Linked DNA regions of Homo sapiens: region 2 is linked to region 1. A link is a loop called in an ENCODE intact Hi-C map of the cell type or tissue named here. Cell type or tissue: natural killer cell. All regions are shown on one strand. Each heading gives the region's core, and the rest is flanking DNA. Links, peaks and the distances in the headings are about the cores only.

Region 1 (7,742 bases), core at 2,358-4,857:
TTGAATAGCTGTCTAAGCTGGGACCCAAGTTTAAAAGGGTCATCCATTAAAAATTTATATTTTGGGGTGAGAAGGATTTGACAGAGTAATAGTGAGAATAGGCAGCATTGTGCTGCCGTTAGCCAGCTTGGGAACTAGCTTGTAAATTGTGGAGTCTCATCTTTGTCACCGATCATTAGAAAAAAATCTTAACAATAAGAGTACAATTTAAAGAATAACAAAATGAACAACTGTGTATGTAGCCACCATGTAGGTTAACAAAGAGACTACAATAAGTAAAATGTTCTCGTGAGTGTCTCCCCAGTCTTACTATCCCTCACCCCTGAGATAACCACCTTTCTGAATTTTGTGTTAATCACTCTTTTGCTTCGATTTATAGTGCAATTACATACATATTTCTACACAATATGTTGTTGATATTTTGCATATTTTGAGCTTTACATAAGTGGAATTATACTGGATATATTTTGCTAATGTACGTTTCTTATAATATTAATTGAGATTTTTTTCAAATCAATCCATGCATCTGGAGTTTATTCTTTTTGCACAATATTCCATTGTGTGGACATACCACAATTTATTAATCTATTCTACTTCTGATGGACATATGGGTTATATTCAGTCATTGCTATTACAAAGGCTGCTATAAATATTCTTTTAAAAAATATGTGAAGGTAGGTATCTATGTAGAATGAGAAAATAAATCACAATAGATTATGGGGGCGTCTCCCCTCTGAGGCAGTTTTCCAGGCAATTTACCAGGGGTCTTCTCTAGAAATGCTTTCTACTTGTAATGTGCCTTCCCATCTCCATATAGAATATTCTACAACTCTCAGCAAAAACTCTTGGCCCATTAAATGGGCCACTGCAAGAAAAAGCCTGAAGCTTAAGCTTCATGAGTTTTTGGTACATCCTCTTTGGCTGGGCTCCCATCTGGGTTTAGAATTGTGGGCAGAGTCGGATGTTGGATGGGCCAGACTCTCTTTCAGTGAGTGGAATGGTCCAGTCACAGGTAAGAGCCTGATGGGAGAGAGCTAGGTCTTGCTGAGTCCCTATCATGTGCCTGGCACTGTGCATGGCATATTCTAGGTACTTCTTTCCCCTTCCTCTGTTAGCTCCACTTCATTTGTGGAAATATGTAAGACTCAGAGAGGTGAAGAATCAACCTGGATATGTCTGATTCTGTCTTTTTCTCACTTGGTGCTGCTAACGCCTTCCTACTGGAAAAGTTTTCATCTTGGTGGAAGGAGATTTACCTGTTCTTGAGGACACATTGGGCTCAGAAAGCAACTTGTGTATCCATCCAATGTAGGAGTAAAACAGCATACACACACTCATGTTGAGCCATCTACGTATGCGTTCCTGGCTTGAGGAAGGAGTTTTTAAAAATCAGAAGGAAATGATTCTTATTTGTGGTCAAATGCAAGTGGTGTTGAGGCTTCACTGATGAGAAAATTACCACTGACATCAGTGGGGAGCTCTACTTTCATTCCAAAGAAGTCTGGTGTGTTGGTTTTTTTTTTTTTTTTTCTCAGAGCTACTTCTAACTCTTCTTAAACTTATGAACAAATTTTACTGTTTGGGCCGCATTTTTTCCATTTATAATCCAACAGTTCTCAGTCCTCTAGGGTCATTATGATGATTAATGTGAAAAGAGTTTAGCCTTTAATAGGCCTATTTGGATACAGATCACATACAGCTATGAAAAGCATTGGTATTAGTTTTATTGGTATTGAGAAAAACATTTGCAAATAACAGTAATTTAGTTCCAAAAAATTGATCTCCCTTTGATGGAAGTGAAAAATGTATTATTTTTCCTTTTTATTATGAATATTATATAAAGAGTTTATGTTCATTATGAGCATTCTTAATATATCTCCTAGAACACATGTTCAAGAGCTTCTCTAGGTATAAACCTGGGAGAAAAATTCTGAGTCACTGGATATGTGCATGTTTAGCTTTCCCGAGGGTGTGCCAAACTGCTTTCCAAAGTATTTATACAAATTTATAAACCTAGAAGCAGGGAATGAGAATTCTCCTTTCCTCTACATATTTGTCAACACTTGTTATTGTTTTACTTTCTTATTTTTAGTAATCTGGAAGGAGAGACTTGGCATTTCATTTAGTTTTATTCTTCTCCTAATTACTAATGAGGTTAAAGTTAAGCACGTTTTCATTTAATTTATGGGTTCTTTGTGTTTCCTCTTCTATGAAACACCTGTTCATAGATTTTGCCCATTTTCAAGATTTTTTTGGTCTTTTTTTTAAAAAAACTAATTGTAGGAAGTATTTTTTTCTGGATATAAATTTTTTTTTCTCATATGTGTAGCAAATATTTCTTCCTAATGGTGTCTTGTATTTTGCCCTGTTTATACATCTTTAAATGAGCAGAAGTTGTTAATTTAAATGTCATTAAATTTATCAATCTTTTTCTTTAGGGTTTTAGTTTTTGTGTGTTTGTTAGTCATAAAGATCTTCCATATTTTCTTCTACAAGTCTTTTATTTTTTTCCCCCACATTTCTTCATTGTTGTGAGATAGGGACCTTATTTCATTTCCCTCTGTGTGGTTGAACACTAGATCCAGAAGCACTTATTTAATTGTCTGTTCTTTCTCCACTGATCTACAATGCCTGGCCAGTTATAGATTAAGTGGGTCTGTGTCCACACTCTTTCTCTGCTCCATGGGTCAGTTTGCCTATTCCTTCCTGATAGCACACTGTCTTAATTACCTGCCTTTAAACCAAGTGTTAATCTCTACCTATCTTCTAGGGTATGACCTGTCCTTCTCCTCTCTCCATCTAACTCGGTAGAATTGTATACTCCTGACACTTTATTTTTAAGTAGAAAAGTATTTTAATCTGTCACTGGCCATACAGCCAAAAGTGAATGTGCCACCTCTCCCTTTTTTCAAGGACTCTTTATCTTACAGAGTTGTTTTGAAAATCACAGAAGACATAATGAATGGAAAGGGTACTAGAGAAAAAGAAAACAGTCTTCAGTAATTTCTAGGATTAGGGAATTTTCCTTTCTTTTAAATCATTCTCTTTACTCTTCAGGTTTATTTTTCTCATCAGCTCATTGTCTCAATACATGTAATATCTCAGCTGATCTGTGAAATGAATTCAAAACTTTCAGACTGAAAGTGTAGATGCAGGAATACACTTTAAAGGTGCAACTTCCTGTGGCTGCTCATTTTTATTCTCTGCTTCTTGGACAAAATAGGTTTGGTGATTACACACCAGGCCTTGGGGCTGGGAGACATGAATATCCTTGGAAAGGGTACAGGATGAGCCGAGCCTTTAGAGACAGAAATAAACCTCACCTGTGTGAGACCCTGCAGGTGCCCCCTGCCCTCCTGCACCTACCCTCTCGTGCAGTTCCTCCCCTTCACATGCCTCACAAGCTTGCCTGGGAGCAGGGGGCCCAGGTCACAGCTCCTCCTACTCTTTTCTCACTGCCGAGATCCATCCTTTAGTAGGCAGGGGGGAGTGACAGTTAAAGACTCTGTGGCTTTCTCTGCAGTCAGTTGTGGGTGTGACCAAGCGAACGGGTACTTATATATGTTAGTATATGTCATCATGGGGGAAAAGAACAATAATGCTCTACTATCACTGTGGTGGGTTTTCCTCTCACCCAACTCAGCTCTTCTATTTTAATCTATAATTGTCCCAGCCCTTGCGCCCCTTGCAAATGTCACTGCATTCTTTCCTGCCTCCCCCTCATTCTCTTCTGTGACTTTTTAAGACTTTCTATGGGGAGGGCTTTAATTTAAGGGGGCTGGATGAATGATGCAGGATGCCTCCTCGCTTCATGTTCAGGAGGGCTGAAAACCACGTTGCTCAAGTCCAGCATATTTGCCTAAAAGAAACATGTTCTGTCACAAAATATTCTACTTCCTAACTTACCATACGAAATGACATGGAAAAATTTCCCTTTTTTTGGTCCTCTCTTTCATGCTAATACCTGAAAAGGGGAAGTAGATGGAAGTAAAGCAAATTTACATGAGGCTGAGTGCACGTGATTGAGTTCATCACTCTCCACTGAGAACTCTTCCAATGTGCACTTAGACTCTGTCCCAGTATCAATCCCAAATATGGGTACAATGAGGTGAAGAAAAATATTCAGACTGATTCCTTTTGGAGAAGATGCTATATTTATTTGTTTGGAAGAAATACTTTGATAAATTGCTTGAGTTGAATTGTGAGATTCCAGGGCATGTGCAAGCAATAACACTTGCTCTTCTAATTGTAAGGGTGAGATAAAGAGTACAATGCATTTTGCTTTGAAAAGGAGGGGTGCTAAGAGAGAAAAAAGGGACCAAGAGTGACTTGATGGAAGACTGTGGGCTATATGACGTGATACCATCCTTTCATCCCCTACTTCCCTGAAAATCAGAAAAGTTACTATCTTCCAAGTTCTTGATGGGAATGAGATATATATATATTTGCAGAAATCTGAGGAGCTGAGTGTGTCTTGTCAGCACAGATATGGAGTTGAAACAGAAACAGTATATTTAGAGGTTGGAGATGGAGGCAGGAAATATGACAAGAAAGGAGGAGTCTCTAAGAATTTGCAGAAACTAGAGAGCTTGCAAAAACTAGAATTTGCAGAAACTAGGGAGGAATTTGCAGAAACTAGAGAGTTGCAGAAACCAGAGTTTGACTTTACAAAGGCTGTGGAATTTGAGGCTTTAACCTAAACCTGGAGGTCAGAGAGACAGGTTATGACCATGAGGTTGCAGGAGGAAGGTGATGTGGTTATCATAAAGAACTGCAAAGCCTCTTATCTGGTGCAATACAACTTAGCTACTTCACAGCAGCTTGATTAGGCCCATCTCCCTTTTCTGCCAACTCTTTTTGCTTGCTGACTGTTGTACTGAAACTCTGGACAACTTGCATTGTCAGTGCTTATATGTGCTAGACAAATACTGGGTGTTTAATCCTTTCAGACTCCAGGACTCAAGGAGTTCCTTGACCACAGAAAACCTTGTAAGTATGTGTGTAGCAGTGAATCTATACACAAGCCAAGGTCTTGTCTCTTGAAACCAGAACCAGTGGCCTTCATCAAATCAAGGTACTCTCTACTTATGAGAGAAGTCTATGTGCAAATTTAATTTTGAATATTATATAAATTGAATCACATTTTATATGTGCCATAAGCTAACTCTAACCTTGAGAAAACGTTTGGAATTAACAAATACTCTGAATCTGGATCTTTAAATTCTTAGATTCTGAAGAGATTTCATAAGAAACAAAGTATGAAAAAAATAAAACTCATCTATTAATAACTTGAAACAGCAGGTGACTCTAATCTGGTAATCAGAGAGAGGACCCACATCATAAGCAATATTCACATAGTTATTTTGTAGACATGGACTAACATTAATTCTATCCATTTTATAAGACTATTTTTAAATAACAAAAATAAAATAATAAAGTTAAGGATTTATGTATACATTAAATTTAAGAACAAATGTGTAGATCACTTCCAGTCAATACAGCAAATGAAACTGATGTATACAGATCCCCTCCATTTCAAGTACATTGAAGTGCTGAGTAAAATATAAGATAATACGATACAATGTGAAGTAATTAATTTCTGGATTCAAAACTAGGGAAAGGAAATCTGGAGGTGCTAGAATAGAGAGTGAACTTAAAGACTGAACAGTGTGCAGGAGCTGGAGCTGAATAGGGCACAGCACCCAGAGAAGCAGGTGTAGACCTTACAAGTGGGGTGAGGGCTGTGATTTTCATGGGTGGAGAGACAGCAGGAGGTCTCAGCCTCCTATAAAGTGAGAAGTTGAAAATGACCTCTTTGCACAAAGCCAGACAGAGCAAATGCCCCATCCACAAAATAGACTGGAAAATATCTGTTTGACAGTCTGGAACAAGCGTGCCAGTGGGTCACATATTTTGGGAAGTGTATTGAAAAAGGGTGACCTAAGAAAAATCAAAACGTTAAACCTCTGTTGGGAGAAGGTATACAAACCTAATTTATACTACCTGTATGGTGTTGAAACTGTAAGCAAAGAAACCAACAGTAACAACAACAAAAAATCTCCACAAATCAAAAAATAGTGAAACTAGTGGGATACCAGCAAAGGCCAATGTGACACTGTTCCATGAGGACCTCTTTACCACAGACAGCAAGAGAGGGCGCTCCTTCAGAAGAAAGCATAAGTCAGAAAGTTCACTTACTTACATAAAGTACACAATATAGATAGAACCCCATGACCAACAGGGAGAGAGAAACAGAGAGAGAGAGAGAGAGAGAGAGAGAGAGAGGAAGAGATGACAAACCCAGTAAATGAGAAAACAAAATGCGAGGAAATACAGAACATAGAAAATAGAGAAGTCTGCAGGGAGTTATTTTTAAAATAACAACAGTTAAAATATTAAAGTAAATGGGCTGGGCGTGGTGACTCATGCCTGTAATCCCAGCACTTTGGGAGGTCGAGGCGGGCAGATCACCTGAGGTCAGGAGTTTGAGACCAGCCTGGCCAACATGGTGAAACCTTGTCTCTACTAAAAATACAAAAAATTAGCTGGGCATGGTGGTGTGCCCTGTAGTCCCAGCTACTCAGAAGGCTGAAGCAGGAGAATCACTTGAGCCTGGGAGGTGGAGGTTACAGTGAGCCAAGATTGCACCAATGTGTTCCAGCCTGAATGGCAGAGCAAGACCCTGTCTAAAAAAAAGAAAAAAAATTTAAAAAAAATGAAGTAAAGGATATAAAGAAAAAAATTAGAAAGAGCTAAACAAACATATTGAGAATGATAATTTAAAGAAACCTCAACAGACAGATTAAACATTAACTAGACATATTTGAAAAGAAAATAGGCAAATAGGAATTTAGCTCTGAAGAAATTAGTTAGAATACAGAACAGGTAAGGAAAATGTGGAAAATGTAGAAGAGAGGTTAAGAAAGATGGAAGATAGAATGAGAAGGTCCAACATATTTCTAATAGGAGCTCCAGACAGAGAGACTAGATGCAATAAAGGAGAAGAAATATCAGTGATGATGGCTGAGAATTTAACAAAACTGATGAGAGATGAGTTTTCAGATTGAAGAAATGCATTCAGTTCCAAGCAGAATGAATTTAAAAATTTCTACACCCAGACATATTGTAGTAGAAGTGGAAAACATCAAAGACAGAGGGAAAATTCTTAAAAGCTACTAGAAAGAAAAGATACATTTCTTAGAAAATAACAAAAAATTTCACAAGCAACGATTTTTTATAAAAACAATAAACACTAGTTGATATCTGTATTAGGTAATTCTTGAAGCACTATAAAGAAATACCTGAGGCTGGGAAATTTATAAGAAAAGAGATCTAATTGGCAGGCTGTTCAGGAAGCACAGTGGCATCTGCTTCTAAGGGGGGCCTCAGGAAGCTTCCAATCATGGCAGAAGGCAAAGGGGGAGCAGGCACATAATGTGGCAAGAATGGAGAGAGAGAGAGAGAGAGAGAGAGAGAGTTTGTGAGAGAGTGTTTGTGGGGAGAGGTGCCACACACATTTAAACAATGAGATCTCACCAGAATTCACTATCATGAAGACAGCACCAAGCCATGAGGGATCTGCCCACATGATCCACACATCTCCAACCAGGCCCACCTTTGGCATTGGGGATTACAATTCAACTGAGATTTGGGCAGGTACAAACATCCAAACTATATCAATATTATAAAAAGATGTCTTCAAAATGAGAATAAAATGTTTATGTCAACCTGGAGTCACACGG
Region 2 (7,742 bases), core at 3,548-6,047, 110 kb before region 1:
AGATTTGTAGTGGGGAGACCAGGACGTGAAGGCATTACCATCTGATGATCTCCGTTTTTGTTGTCATGTAGGATACAAGATCTCCTAGAAAGTGGATTGGCTTTTAAGGATGGAGTTTTGGTTGGGGATTTAAGGATGTGGTAAAGGTGTTGCTGTGAGGTAATGGGAGACAGGTGAACTGGGACAAATAGGGTAGATGATAGTATTTTGTTGTGTCATCTCCAGCCTTAACTTTATGTGTTTTTCCCACTCTGGCCTTTTCTTCTCTGACTCTTCCCAACCACTGGTTCTCAGGATCTATTGCCTTCTCCATTGGATTCTTTCCCCATCCCACCCCTAATTACTATCCTCAGACTGAGAAAATGATGCACCCATTGAGTTAACAAATCAAAGAATCACTCCATAAAGGTCAACCATTTGTTATTTGAATAAAACTTTAAAAACGAAACAAAACAAAACACCATTTCCCTTAATTCTCTGTAGCAAATTCTAAAAATTTACTTCCCTTCTTCCTTTTCCCCAAACTAGGTGTGCTAAGATTCCCTATGAGTTGCCCTTCTGCTAAAAGATTAAGAGAGGAGAATAAGTTCATGAGCATGGCAAGGCTGCCGGAAACTGCGAGATCCAATTAAGACCATTGTAAGCTTTGCTGCCATTAGAGGAAGAAAAGTTAATTGTATGAAATGAAGAAATATTTGAAAAACACAGTAATTTCAAAACATCTAAAAGCAATTATTTTGTTTTGGTCTGCGTGGAAAACATTAGAGTAAAAAACAGATTGAAAAATGAAGATGGCTAATGCTATTAATGACAACTTTATAATAAGAATACACGAAAAACAGTATGTATGACTGCCCTTCAAAACCGTAATATATTCTCAATATGTCAATATATGAACAATAAAAATATGCATAAAGATATAATGAATATATTGTACAATAAAAATATACATGAAGATATAATCAATATATTGAGAATATATTACCGATTTATTGGAGTGTAGCAGGATAGCATTAGCTACAGAATATAATTCTTCCTTTTAGAATTGTGATTGAAGTTCAAAGCTGAGCACAGAAGGTGCAAAGAGCATATATTCTACCTTCAGAGGACCATTGTGAGTTGCTGAGGCCAGTCTTCAGAGGACTGTACATAAAGAGGAGAACTGAAGAGAGAGGAAAAGGCTATCTTTTACAGGAATGCAGTGTTTGTGTTAAGGGATGATTCTTTTTCCTCCTCTTTGCCTCCTCCCCCTGTGGATATTGCAAGAGAGCTACCTATAACATTACAAATGGCTAAGGCAGGCCCTCTTGTAAGTTTCAAAACCACTGGGGCATCTGATTGTTGGTGGCTATTGGGGTATGGAGAAAGTCAAAGAAAGAAAGTGAGAGAGAGAATATAAATAAGGAGCTAGAATACATTTCCCCTGTTTGGTGTGATAAGAATGCTGTTGTTGAAATTAGATTTGGCTGCAGGTGACAGAAAACCTAACATAGCAGTATGACTTAAGTTAGATACTTATCTTGCTCTCTCATATAAACAAAGTCCATGGATCTGGGCAATCTAAAGGACTTCCAGTTCTGGTAATAATAGAGAGGCAATCTGGGCCAGCCACCGCTGCCAAAGGCAACAAAAAGCTGGGAAGAAAACCTCTCCTTAAAATCATCAAAGAGCTAGCAAGATAGTGAGACATACCAGGCTATGACCCAGAGAAATGAGTAGCACCAGGCCGCTTTTGTCCTGGGGGTACTTTTCAGTTCAAAGGAGACCAGAGAGACTGATTCGTACTTTCTGGTGGCTCCTGAAGAAGAGAGAAAAAGCAGTAATTGGTGGACCCTGGTGAATCACCTCTGCTTTATGCTGTGGCCCCAAGGGGCTGTACTTTAGGAGTGTAGATAAAACAGAAATTTATTTCCTTGCACAAAAGTCCAGTTTCTTTGTGTCATATGATGTTCCACAAATCCAAAGGCCTTCAACTTAGATTAAAGTGGTCTTCTACTGCTAATGTCTCTAGTGCTTGGTAGAAGCCAACAAAAATGCCCTAAGAAAATAATAATGTGTTAGGTCTCAAATTATTTCAGCAAATACTTTTGTTTCAAATAAAATATGGAGTACACCATCAAAGATAATGCAGCACATGAGGAAATAAGACATGATGAATAAGAACCAACAGAAAAAAAGACAGTTTAGGTACATAAGTGATAATAGATATTGGAATTATCAGACAGAGACTATAAAACAATTGTTTGCTCTCTTCGAGAAAATAAATACTTGAAAATTTTAGCAAAACCCAGAAATTCTAAAAAGTGACAGAATAGAGTTAAAAAGAGTATCAAATAGAAATCCTAGAACTAAAAAGCTCAATAAGAAAAGAACTCAGATGGAATTAACAGAAAATTAGATATAGTTGAAAAGAGAATTAGTAAATTGAATATTATTAGAAGAATCTATCCAGTATGGAGAGCCAAAAGGATAAAAAGACTGAAAAGAGGGTAAGAGACAGGGAGAGTACAGTGAGAATGTAGGACAATCATCTGACTCTTAGAAAGAGGGGAAGAAAATAGTGCATCTGTCAAATTTTTCTAATGGGGCAGAGGTGATATTTGAAGTGATAATGACAGAATTTTTCAAAACTGATTAAAGACATTACTCCATAATTCTAAGAAGTCTAATGTGTTCCAAACAATATATTTAAAAAGGATCCATGCTTAAACATATCATAGGAAGAAATATTAATACCAAAAAAATACCTTGGATTACCTTGAAAGTAGGAATAGTTTGGCCAACAGCTAACTTCTCAATAGGAGCAATGGGATTACAAATACAGAGCACTCAGCATTCTAAAAGCAGAAAACACCAAGTTAAAGCTCCATGTCTAAGGAGAATAAAGACATTTCCAGACAAAGCAAAACTGGGAGAATATGTCATCAGCAGATCAACAGAGAAGGAAATACTAAAGGATAAAGAAGAAGGAAAATGATGCCAAATGAGAGAATTTAAGATGAATGAGAATGTTAATATGCAGATAAATGGAACTAAATAATGCTGTATAAAGTAATCATCAGCATCATCATCATGTCCTTTGGAATTTAAAAAAAATCTACAGAATTAAATATAGGACAACAGTTGCCTACAATGGGTGGAGGAGGGGTCAGAGAATGGAGTTAAAATGTTCTAAGGTCTTTACATTGTCTAGGAGGAGTGAGGGTATCAATTATCATCAGAATTTGTTAAGTCATAAATACACATTATAATTTCAAGGGCAATTATTGAAACAATTCAAAAAAGTGTGTAATTTATGAACTAGTGGAGGGGAAGAAGTAAATGATTAAAATATAATCAAATACAGCAAGAAAGAAGAGAAAAAATGTAGAATAGGCATGTAGTAAATAACCGACTTAAGTGCTAACATGTCAAATTATGTTACATGTAAGTGGAGTTAAATACCCTAACCAAAGTTATCTGACTGTATTAGAAAGAAAGCATATACTCTTTACAAGAGAACAGCTTAAAGACTGCAAGTAAAATGTTAGAAAAAGATATACCATACAAACTGAAACCAAAACCAAAAGTCAAAGTACCTATTTTAAAATCAGATAAAATAGACTTTAAGAGAAAAAAAGCATTATTAGAAATAAACAATCTCTAGATAATGACAAAGGACAATTCCTCAGGTTATAAGTCACTTCTAAATTTCTGTACTCCAAGTAACATAATCCCAAAATACATAAAGTAAAAATTATCAAAACTTCAGGAATAAGTAGAGAAACTGACAACCATAGTGGATGATTTTACTACACTTCTGTCAGTAATGAATAGAGCAATCAGACAAAAATCAGTAAGAATTTAAAAGAGTTGAACAACACATTGAACAAACCTGAGAATATTTGGGGAACTGTTCTAGGTACTGGGGAAAGAGCAGTAGATAAAACAACAATCTTGGCTCTCATAGGGAAAGCTATGAAGAAACATCAAGCTTAGAAGGTAATACAGTGTACTAGGGGTTGAAGGGTGGTTTGCAAATTTTAGTGGGGTGGTCAAGGAACACCTGACTGAGAAGTTGACATTTGGGCAAAAATGTCAAGGTGGTGGGAGGAAAAGCATTCCAGGAAGAGCGAATAGCAAGGATACTCCTAATACCACATCCCAGCTCTCTCCCATTCCCGAGGGATGACCTCAAATATGAGGAAAGAAAGGGATTGCGTGAGAAAGGGAGTGGCAAAGTGGAGGGAACTTGACCTTGGAAAAGAAATCTAGAGGCAGAAATAAAATTTTGAACTTTGTCTCAAAAAAATTCTAGCTCTGGTCTTGGCTCAGAGGAAGAATAAAGTTGTAATGATGAATTTTTATTTTACAGGAATTTATCCATTTTTTATTCTATAGTCATTTATGCATTAAATAAAATTTCAAACCAAACACAGAGATCTCTAATCTCACCACCTTTGCAGGATTATTTTCATTAATTAGTTTGCCTTCTTGTCTTATCTATATGGATGCCTCTTTTTTTCAACTCATAAAACACCTTTATTGAGACCAGATATGAGTCACAGAGTTAGGTGACTCATCGCCCACAATTTCTTTGAGCCAGAATCTGAAGGTGAAAGGGTGATGATTTCCACGGATACCCTGTGAAGAATGGTTCTGGGGCATTCAACTGCACGAGTTGCTTGGTAGCTCCTGAGGGCATGATGGGTAATAGAGGATTAGAGCAGTTGAGTCAGAAGTCAGGGTCCTCAAAATAGGAAGGGCTGGGGCAAAAGCAGCACAAATAAGCCTAGTTTCTATTCTGTACACATGGGCAAAAAGGCAGCAAACAGCAGCATAAAAGGGAAGGAGGCCCAAATTAAAAAAAAAACTCACAAAACATAACACTTTATCAATAAGAAATCAATTTTCATCAGTCCACCCTGAGAGAAGCCATGGAAAAATTTAACCTCCTCAGCAGAAACTTATTCCTAAATTTCTAATGAATGTATACTCTTCACTGCAGATGTGGGTTGGTTCTGAATTTAGAATTATTTTGGAAAGTGATGGAGTCCCAAAACAGGAGGCTTGGGTGGATGGGCACTTTCTTGTCTTCAGAGTTGTGCTTTGCTGCTTTCCCCAGAAATTCCAGACCCCTCGGAAATCAAGTGGATGGGTTTCCTCTGCACTGCTGCTGTTGACTTGTTAGCCCATACAGTATGGCTTTAGCTGCTGCTTCTCTCTGGCTGGCTTTTACCCCAGCTTTCTAGGGCCCTATTGTATTTTTCTTTTTTAAGCTCTTAGCCAGAGTGGTGTTGAGTTTCATTCTTAGACTCCTTAATGCCAGGAACTGTAGACTCCATGTTTTGCACTTTCTTATCTGTCACATACTGGGGCCAATCATTGGGTCTTGTTGGTAGGAAATCCCACTGTCAGGTTGCTGGGAGCATTGCAAAGCAGACTGAAGGAATTCCCTGATGGGTAGGTGAGGAAGCCGTGAAGGCACCTCCCGACCCAGGCCATGCAATGTGAGGCTGAGGTGCCAGGTACTTCAATGGCGGGATCCTGGTGACCTGGTGCTGTCCAGGGCACTTCCTGTGCTCAGCTGTTAGTCTGGGCCCTCTAACAAGCCAGTGCCAAGATGGGATTAGGTGTGTGAGATTTTATTAAAGGACCATGAGAGGAAATGGGGAAGAGGCTGGGAACACTGGGAGAGCTATAAGACTGAAATGCAAATCTGACCCCAACGGAAGGAGGGAGGAAGGGGAAGGTAGGTGGAAGCATTTTAGACTTCTGTGTAGCCTAGGGAATGTTCAAGAAGGCCTTTGACAGTCCTGGAGCCTCAGAGTGCCATGTCTCACAGGAGCGGGTCAGCTGTAGCATCCTTGCTGCTCTCATCTATGACCAGAGCTTCTGGGGAAGCAGGGCCTCCATACAAACACCACAATGGGTTTCAGAGAGCAATGCATTTCACAGAGCAGGAGCTGGCACTACTGTCCATTATGCTCCAGGGTTGGAGTGGTGGTGGGAGGTGCTTGTGGGGGTTTGGAGGTTTGCAAGGTGCGTACCCATGGCTGCTATATAAAGTTCTAGAACTGTCTTACTAGACCGCAGATAGGTGTGAATCTTCACCTCAGTAGGTGCTAACTGTGAAGTGAAACCAATTATATTCACATGGAAAAAAAAAGTATCTCTCTAGTAGACGTGACCTCAAAGGAAGGAAGCAAAAGCAGCAGGAGGGAAAAGGGCTCCAGGTGGAGGGAGTTGAGCCTTTTATTTGGGCTGTGAACAGCGCCCTTCACCATTAGACTCCATCTTTACCGCGCTTCATTCTTCGCAGCCTCCTCCTAAGACACTAACTAGCAATTCCAAATATTTCATCTTCACTCACAGGTTATACTCCTTTATATGACCTCCGAAGGCTAGCTGATGTATTTTTCCCTTGAGGATTGAGGTAGGACAGAAAAAGAATAAACCATATATGTGGGCTGCTGCCTGCAAAAGTCTTTCCAGATCTCTAGTGAGTGACAGCCCAGGGTAGCGTTTGGTGTACCAGCAAGACCCTGCAACCCTCAGTCAAGAAACTCAAGTTCTAGTCATTTTTTTTTGTCCATCAGTTACTTCATGATCCAGGCAGTTTGTTTCCTTCTCTGAGGCTTTAATATCCTCAGCTGCAGAATGAGAGAGCAGGCAACTTTTTTCAAAGGATTGATATTCTATAATGTCTATATGTTATTTTATTTTAAAATTAATTAATTATTTATTTCAGAGCCAGTGTCTCACTCTGTCTCCTGGCTGGAGTCAGTGGCATGATCATAGCTGACTGCAGCCTTGAACTCCTGGGCTCAAGGGTTCCTCCAGCCTCGGTCTCCCGTGTAGTCCTCTATTTTAAAATGGCAGGTGTGTACGGGAGAGGCAGTGGGCTGGAAATCAAATGTCCTCAAGTTTTACCAAACACTTCTTTCTGCCATTTTTCTACTTCAATTATTGCATTTCTACAGTCCTGAATTGTCATTGTTTACTTACATGTCTGCCTTTAAACTGTGAATTTCTGGAGGGCGGGATCCATATCTCTCCTATGTTCCAGAGCCCCTTACACAATGCCTAGTACACAGCGAGTGTGCCGTGAATGCTGGTGGGATTGGCTAAAGAAACAGTGATGCGGCCGGGCGCCGTGGCTCACGCCTGTAATCCCAGCACTTTGGGAGGCCGAGGCGGGCGGATCACGAGGTCAGGAGATCGAGACCATCCTGGCTAACACAGTGAAACCCCGTCTCTACTAGAAATACAAAAAATTAGCCTGGCGTGGTGGTGGGCACCTGTAGTCCCAGCCACTCGGGAGGCTGAGGCAGGAGAAGGGCGTGAACCCGGGAGGCGGAGCTTGCAGTGAGCTGAGATCACGCCACTGCACTCCAGCCTGGGTGACAGAGCGAGACTCCGTTTAAAAAAAAAAAAAAAAAAAAAGAAAGAAACAGTGATGCAGTGGCTAGATGTGGTTAGCACTGTGAGAAACTGTGAGCTTGACATGCCTGGGTTCAAATCCTAGTTTTGCCACTTGCTAGTTGCGGTCCTTGGACAAGTTACTTTTTGAGCCTCCATTTCCTAATTTTAAAATGGCTGTAATAGTTCTTACCTGGCAAGGTTATTGTGAAAATTAAGTGAGATAATTCATGTCATGTGCTTCTCAGCACATGGCAGATGCTGTTTTGAAGACTTTGTCACTTTGGTCCTGTGACCATTATGCTAAAGGCTAGAAGTGAAGGTTGGGGAGATTAGTAATT

What was found. Peaks named below come from ENCODE experiments on the same cell type or tissue, not always from the same donor. Only the 100,000 strongest peaks of a DNase experiment are listed, where the experiment ranks them.
Region 2: it touches region 1 in a loop (5-fold over the local background); 1 of 110 quality-filtered maps calls a loop at or near these places.

Annotation. Positions count from the first base shown.
Region 1 is chr1:168,517,065-168,524,806 of GRCh38, forward strand. No RefSeq gene overlaps it. Among named protein-coding and RNA genes, the nearest start is that of XCL2, 23 kb to the right of the region's middle. In natural killer cell, for the core only: no CTCF peak of the experiment used is centred there; DNase peaks (open chromatin) are centred at 3,477 and 4,677; H3K4me3 peaks cover 501 bases; H3K27ac peaks cover 2,500 bases.
Region 2 is chr1:168,404,482-168,412,223 of GRCh38, forward strand. It overlaps LOC125312414 (a long non-coding RNA gene), which reads right to left. Exons shown (of 8, transcript NR_176090.1): 7 at 2,758-2,837. It overlaps LOC100505918 (a long non-coding RNA gene), which reads right to left. Exons shown (of 5, transcript NR_176059.1): 4 at 2,758-2,837. Among named protein-coding and RNA genes, the nearest start is that of MIR557, 33 kb to the left of the region's middle. In natural killer cell, for the core only: no CTCF peak of the experiment used is centred there; a DNase peak (open chromatin) is centred at 4,590; H3K27ac peaks cover 236 bases.